Linked DNA regions of Homo sapiens: region 2 is linked to region 1. The links are chromatin contacts, found by Hi-C or POLR2A ChIA-PET in ENCODE. All regions are on one chromosome and are shown on one strand. The core of a region is the stretch at or near the end of the contact, and the rest is flanking DNA. Distances in the headings are between cores, read along the strand shown. Region 1 has its middle 91 kb from the start of ZNF827. Region 2 overlaps SLC10A7 (solute carrier family 10 member 7).

The links. Hi-C counts contacts between places; a loop is a spot of excess contacts on that map. ChIA-PET counts read pairs that join two places held with the same protein, here RNA polymerase II (POLR2A). Pooled maps may share reads with other maps.
Region 2: a loop to region 1 is called in a pooled map, with 2.1 times the contacts of the local background. The contact joins two enhancer-like sites. A Hi-C loop is called at or near these places in 1 of 37 single-sample maps with no recorded cell type and 3 of 50 pooled maps. POLR2A ChIA-PET finds 5 or more read pairs at or near these places in 1 of 52 experiments (activated T-cell).

What each region holds. Positions count from the first base shown.
Region 1 is chr4:146,028,240-146,031,645 of GRCh38, reverse strand. No RefSeq gene overlaps it. Among named protein-coding and RNA genes, the nearest start is that of ZNF827, 91 kb to the right of the region's middle. RefSeq lists an enhancer at 1,200-1,419. Within about 2 kb of position 1,550, at least 4 of the 41 ENCODE cell types and tissues checked have a DNase peak (open chromatin) inside an H3K27ac peak, as active enhancers do.
Region 2 is chr4:146,456,891-146,460,296 of GRCh38, reverse strand. The region is part of intron 4 of SLC10A7 (solute carrier family 10 member 7); the gene reads left to right. Among named protein-coding and RNA genes, the nearest start is that of MIR7849, 50 kb to the right of the region's middle. Within about 2 kb of position 1,641, at least 5 of the 41 ENCODE cell types and tissues checked have a DNase peak (open chromatin) inside an H3K27ac peak, as active enhancers do.

The DNA.
Region 1 (3,406 bases), core at 301-2,800:
TATATGCAATTTTCTAAGGCAATTCTGTACATGATTTTCTCCTTGTGTGTGCTGACTTGACAGCTTAATTCACACACATAACACACACATACACACACACACATACCTCACACACATACATATACCTTATATACATATACCTTACATAAGTGCTTCACACCTACTATATATATAATCCCTTTTACGGGCATATGGGAATAAAAGCAGAAAATGTGATTCAAAAAATGGAAACCACTCTCATTTTATTTAATTCTTTTAAATTTTGCCATTTAAAACTCATAAATTTCACAAACTATATTTTTAAAATAGACTATTTTTAAAACCTTTAATACTAGTCTAATATATGATCTATTTATATTGCTTTATAGTTTGTCAGCAAATTGTACTTTACACCCACAGGTAAGTGTAGCACTGTTCTGAGCACCAAGAATACATAAGATGGAACAGACACTACCTTATGATCAAGAGGAGACAAGACATATAAACATGTAATTCTCCAAATGTGTACATAAATGCAGTTCTGTAATTAAAGAGTGAATATGAGAGGAGGGAGATTTTCTGGTGGGTTGGTGATGATGGCTATTTTCTTCCCCATGCTATCCTGGCATTTTTTTTCCCCTTCCTTGGGACTGGAATTATAGAATGCAGGGGCAGTTGTTTAGCTTATACATCATGGGCATAAACAAATGGTCATTAATTTAAACATTATGTTAAAGCTAGCCAGAAATAGCTCTTCACAAAAGAGATCAAGTTTATCACTCTCCAAAAAGAAAATGGTAGCTGAGAAAAAAGTTCTGAACTATGTTCAGTTTACACAAAAAACATACTCAGAGTTTTAGAATACGTGGATATTTTAGGGGAAGAAAAGCAGATGCAGCCAAACCCCTATCCTTAATCAAAGGGACAGAGGGTGGAATGTGATCTCTGTTCTAAGCCCATTTTCATTCTTACCCACTTGTGACATGTTGTTGTTGTTTTTTCCCAGCAAACACTCTTATATACGTTACATAACATTCCTAATCACGTTACATATATTAACTGATTTGACTCTCATAATAACCTTATAGGATAAGAACTACTAGTATCATTCCCATTTTATAGATGTAGAAACTGAGGTCCTGAGAGATTCAGTAACTCTCCCAAGCAACTGGGATTCAGCCCCAGGAAGTCTGGCTTCTTAGCCTACATTCTTACTATAAAATTTGCACTGTCTCCTTAGCTTAAGGGTGAACTCTATGCATTTGAACAGCCGAGGGGATGTGGATAGAGTGAGAAAAGAAAGGAAAGGCTTTGAAAGTTATCCTGTTTTTTGAGAATATGAAAAGACAAGAGAAAAAGAAGGAGAGAGCCTGGGATAGCTGTGAGAAGACAATGGAAAAAGTGGAAGAACAGGAAGTGGAAGAAAAAAGCAAAGAGAAATTGACCTTTGCCCTGCTGGGCTCCTTGACGACCAAATCTAATGGCTCAGGGCTGGAGCAGCTAGAACCGGGTGTCTGTGTTTTCAAGCAGCGCATTTAACTTCACGGGGTTTCCCCAGGCTGTCTCTGCAGCAACCCCCACGAGGGCTTCTTTTCACAGCAATTATGAAAGTGATGGTGGGAGGAAGTACTGCTCACTTATTTAGGTTAAAAAGCCACCCAAATAAATGCATTAACCCAGTAGTAAGATTAAATTCCTAGCCCCAAAGGGAAATTTTCAGGAGGTGTCCTTTACCATGTGTAAATTGGAAACAATTTCCTCTCTTGGGCAAGATAACTGCTGTGGGAGGTGGAAATAAATGTAGTGTTTTGTGAAAACTTGGGTTTCTCTGATGAGTTCTGTGAAACACTAACATCTAACAGGAGTTGTTCAAACAGTACATCCTATAACATCTTTTTTTTTTTCCTGTGACCTCAGATCTTAACTTTGGCTTTGCTCTTAAATGACTGTAGGATGGGAATGAGACAGCAGGTTCTTGACAGCTATAGGGAAATGTGTCCCTAAAGAACTTGGTATCAGGAAGGAAAATGAGGTTGTCCTCCAAGAGCTAAACAACAAAATCAATACATATTGTATGGAGCAGAGATGTGCAAAGTCGTCATGTTGAACCTAGTAATCTGATTGAGGAAAATAAAACAACTAAAGGAATAATAGTCAATTTAAGGTACGGTTCGACACCATGAAAGAAGAAAAAGGAGAAGTAAAAGCAGGTATTCCATACATACATTGAGAGTTTGCTAAGCACTGTGCTAAGAGCATGAACAAATTCTGCTCCTGCCTTTATGGGGTTCCAGAGCAAGCTGATGAGTCAATCTAAGAACAGCTCAGGGAAAAAAAATTGCATCTTGGTCAAAGATACCCATCTCCTGGCCAAGAGCAGTGCTTGCCCTTTTGTAGACATTGTTATTCTTCTTCCCATATTTCCACCTCAGGCTCCAGATGAGAGAACTTCCCCCCATCCAACTTGCAGACCATTTTAGGGAACATGTGAACTGACGCATGCTGTCTCTCTGTCCCTCCTTTCATTCTTCTCTCACCAGGGTAAGAGTAGCTAATCTGACTCAAGACAGCATACCAACCACTTGGCTTTACATATCAGAAGGTGGGGTGATGGAGTCGGGGCATTGCTTGTGCACACTCTTTCACCTTCTTTGATTGGCCTGCCCAGTCTCGGGGCCCTCGTACCTCAGCTCCTCAGCAGGCTTCCTTTTGCTTTCCTTCTGCTCCAGTTTCTCATAGTGCATGCAGGCAAGCAAGTCACGTTGGCTCTGCCCTATCTTCAGTCTGGATGAGATATCAAAGGCCAGCATTTTAGCTCAAGCCCAAGTGGAAGTCTCTAGCTCTGAGCACTGGAGCTTTGGGGGCAGAGCCTATCACTCTTATGTCAAAAAGTTCCCTGGGTCTGTTCTTCTCACTGAGAAACTACTGAGGTAAAAGGTAAAGGTTGGTAACCTCACTTCAAGCCATTCTTACCTGATAAAATTAAACCTGTATAGTCACCTACCATCCCCTTTTTAAAATCAACATTCACCAAGCAAACTTTTAATTGCGTTATGAGTTCCCATGGGCTGGTCAGGCTGTGTCACATTTATTGTCATCATAGGTTAATCAGGAGACATTTTGGTTGTCCACACCTCCACTGGATAACATGACCCATATCTGAGATACCAACTCTCAGCTTGTTGACAAACGTGGGTGTCTGAACCTGCAGAGCTAAAGACACGGTTAAAGTCACCAAGTTAATGGAATCCTATGAGTCTTGTGCATGAACAACCAGCTAGTCTTTCCCTTTAATTCCTCAAAACCAATAGCTGCTCTTCTTTGATATGTAAAACTTCCACAAGAACAATCTTGTAAGGTCTTTGAGAGGATTAAAAATAATGCAGGAGAGCACCTAATAGGGTGCCTGACACCCAGTAGACAATAA
Region 2 (3,406 bases), core at 392-2,891, 430 kb before region 1:
GTGTAACTTTAACAGAAACTTTGTTTTCGACAGTGGCTTCATCATTTGCAATCTATACCAGCAATATATGAGAGTCCTCATTGGTCCACATCCTCACCAACACTGAGCTGCCAGTTTCTTTTTAAGTTTTAGCCCTTCTTGCTGGTAAATAGTGTTATCTCATTGTGATTTTAATTAATTAATAGTTCTCTACTAACTAAAGATGTTTAGGATCTTTTCATGTGTTAATTTGTCATCCACATCTCTTCTTCAGTGAAGTGTCTGTTCAAATCTTTTGCCCATTTTTAAAAACTTGGGGTTGTCTTCTTATTTAGTTGTAAGAGTTTTGTTTTATTTTGTTTTAAAAATATATTCTGCATACAAGTCCTTTATCAGCTATGTGTTTTAGAAATTATTCTCCCAGTCTGTTTGCTTTTTCATTTTCTTTACAGTGACTTTGAAGGACAATGAAGTCCAATTTATCCATTTTTAATTTTATGATTTAAAATTTATTATATCAAAAGTTTGTGATTTTTGTAGCCTAACGTAGATATGTTGTCCTAATCCAGAGTCACAAAGATGTTCTTTAAGTGTTCTGAAAGTTTTATAGATTTAGTTCTTATGTTTAGGTCTATGATCCATTCCAAGTTGCTTTGTGTGTGTAGTGTGAATAAGCATCAGAGTTTTTCGTTTTTTTTTTTTGTGTGTGGATGTCCAGTTACCACCTATTGAAAAGATTATTCTTTCCACATTGAATTACTCTAGCACCTTTGCCAAAAATCAATTTACCATCTCTATATAGATCTGTTTCTGAACTTTCTCTTCTCTTCTGTTGATCCGTATATCTGTCCTTAAGCCAGTACCACATTATCTTGATTAGCATAACTTTATCGTGAAATATAAAATGTGAGTCTTCCAACTTTTCTAAGAATAATTCCCTGAATAAATAAATAAATAAAGTTTATTTTTAAAATAAATTGTAGTCATTTGTCAATTTCTACTAAAAATCCTGTAGGGATTTTGACTGAGATTACATTGAGTCTATAAATCAATGTGGAGAAATTTGACACCTTAATATCAAGGATTCTAATCCATATCTCTCTATTTAAGTCTTTTAGAATTTATCTTATCAGTGTTTTATAACCTTTAGCATACACAGTCTACACGTATTTTGTTAGCTTTATTTTATATTTCATGTTCTTTAAACTGTTTGTGAAAAATATTTTTATTAATTTCAATTTAAAATTATTCCTTCCTTGTATATAGAAATACATTGATTTTTCAATATAGACCTTGCATTCTTGAATTTTGATAAACTTTCCTATTTTGTAGTTTTTTTCAGAAGGGAGGTTTTCTAGGATGATGTAATTTGTGAATAAAGGCAGGTTTATTCCTTTCCAATCTATTTGCATTTTCTTTCTTTTTCTTTCAGTATTACATGGCTAACACTTTCAGGCTGTTCAAAACAAAAATCAGATCAGATAAGTAAAGAGAGTTTTAAAGTTTACTGTTGAGTAAAATAGTAAATACAGATTGTTACACACAAGCCCTCAAAATCAAAAGTGGTTAGAAGCTCAGAGGCCTACTCTTGCAGATTGGGTTTTATAGTAAAAACGAGGAAGTTGTTTAACCTTTACAATGATTGGATACAGCAGTGGGGATTTCCAGATAGCAGAGGATAGGCCAATAACAATTACTTTCACCATTTTTGTAAGGTGAGTTACTTTAGTTTCTGATTATCAGAGACATTTATAAGGAATAATCCAACTTAAGTTTTGCTTACATTTACCAATCAAATCCTTATTTGACTAACTGACTTGGTCTGCTTGGGGAATTTTCAGCCTAGTCTCCATTTTATTTTACTTTGACAAGGCCAAGATTGGATAGACGTAGTAATAAGAATAGACATCCTAACTTTGTTCCTGATTTTAGGAACACTCAGTCTTTTACAGTTAGGTATGATGTCAGCTGTTTGGTTTTTTATATGAGGCAGAGGAAATTTTTATCAGTTCTAGTCTTCTAAATTTTTATCATCAATATATATTGAATTTTGTCAAATGATTTTTCTGTACCTATTGAAATGATTATATGTTTTTTTCTTTTTTCATCTATTGATAAGGTGAATTGCTTTGATTGATTCTTAAATCTTATGCCAACTTTGCATTCCTGGAATAAACTCCACTTTGTCATACTGTATCATCCTTTTTATATATTGCTAGGTTAAATTAGTTCAAATTTTATAAGGAGTTTTATGTCTATGTGCATGAAGATTATTCTTCTGTGGTTTCCTTATGATGTTTTAATCTGATTTTGGTATCAGGTTAGTGCTGGTCTCGTAAAATGATTTGGCGAATTTTCTTTCCTGTTGTATTTCTCTTGGTGAGTTTTTATAGAATTAATATTTCTTCTTTAAATATTTGGTAGAATTCACCAGTGCAGCCATTTGGTCCTAGAAATTGCATTTTGGGAAAGTTTTTAACTACACATTTAATGTCTTTGATAGGTAATAGAAAATTTAGGTCATCTGTTCTTAAGAGAGTTTTTGTAGTTTGTGTCTTTCAAGGAATTTGTTCATTTCATCTAAGTTTTCATATTTGGGGACATAATGCTGTCTACAATATTCTCATCTTTTAAATATCTGAAGCAGTTTAGGATGTCCCTGCTTTCATTCCTGACATTAGAAATGTCTGTATTTTCTTTTTTTACCCAAGAGCAGGGATGAACAAACTGTGGTTTGCAGGGCAAATCAGGCTTGCTGAAAGTTTTTTGTGTGGTATATGAGTTAAGAATGTTTTTTGGGGCGATGAGGGGATGGTTAATGGGTCCAAAAACAAAGAATGAATAAGACCTAGTATTTGATAGCACAACAGGGTGACTATAGTCAATAATAATTTAATTGTACATTTAAAAATAACTAAGGAGTATAATTGGGTTGTTTGTAACACAAGGGATGGATGCTTGAGGAGATGGATACCCATTTTATATGATGTGATTATTACACATTGTATGCTTGTATCAAAACATCTCATATACCCCATAAATATATACACCTATTATGTACCCACAAAAATTAAAATAAAAGGAAAGAATAGTGTTTACTTTTTTTAATGTTTGGATAAAAATCAAAAGAAGAATAAAATTTCAAGATATGAAAATTAAACAAAAATCAAATTTTAGTATCCATAGATAAAGTTTTATTGGAACACAGCCACACTCATTAGTTTATATATTGCCTATGGCTGCTTTTGCACCACAATAGCAGAGTTGAGAATTTATGACCATATGGTCCACAGAGCCTAGAATACTTAAATAATGTGCCTGTTGTATAATTTAAAAATATATCTAGTCTTTGACCCAAGTTCTTGGCACAGAGCTTCAATAACCTTTGGAATTTTCTGAGTGATGGGAGTATCTTTGTTAGGCTAAT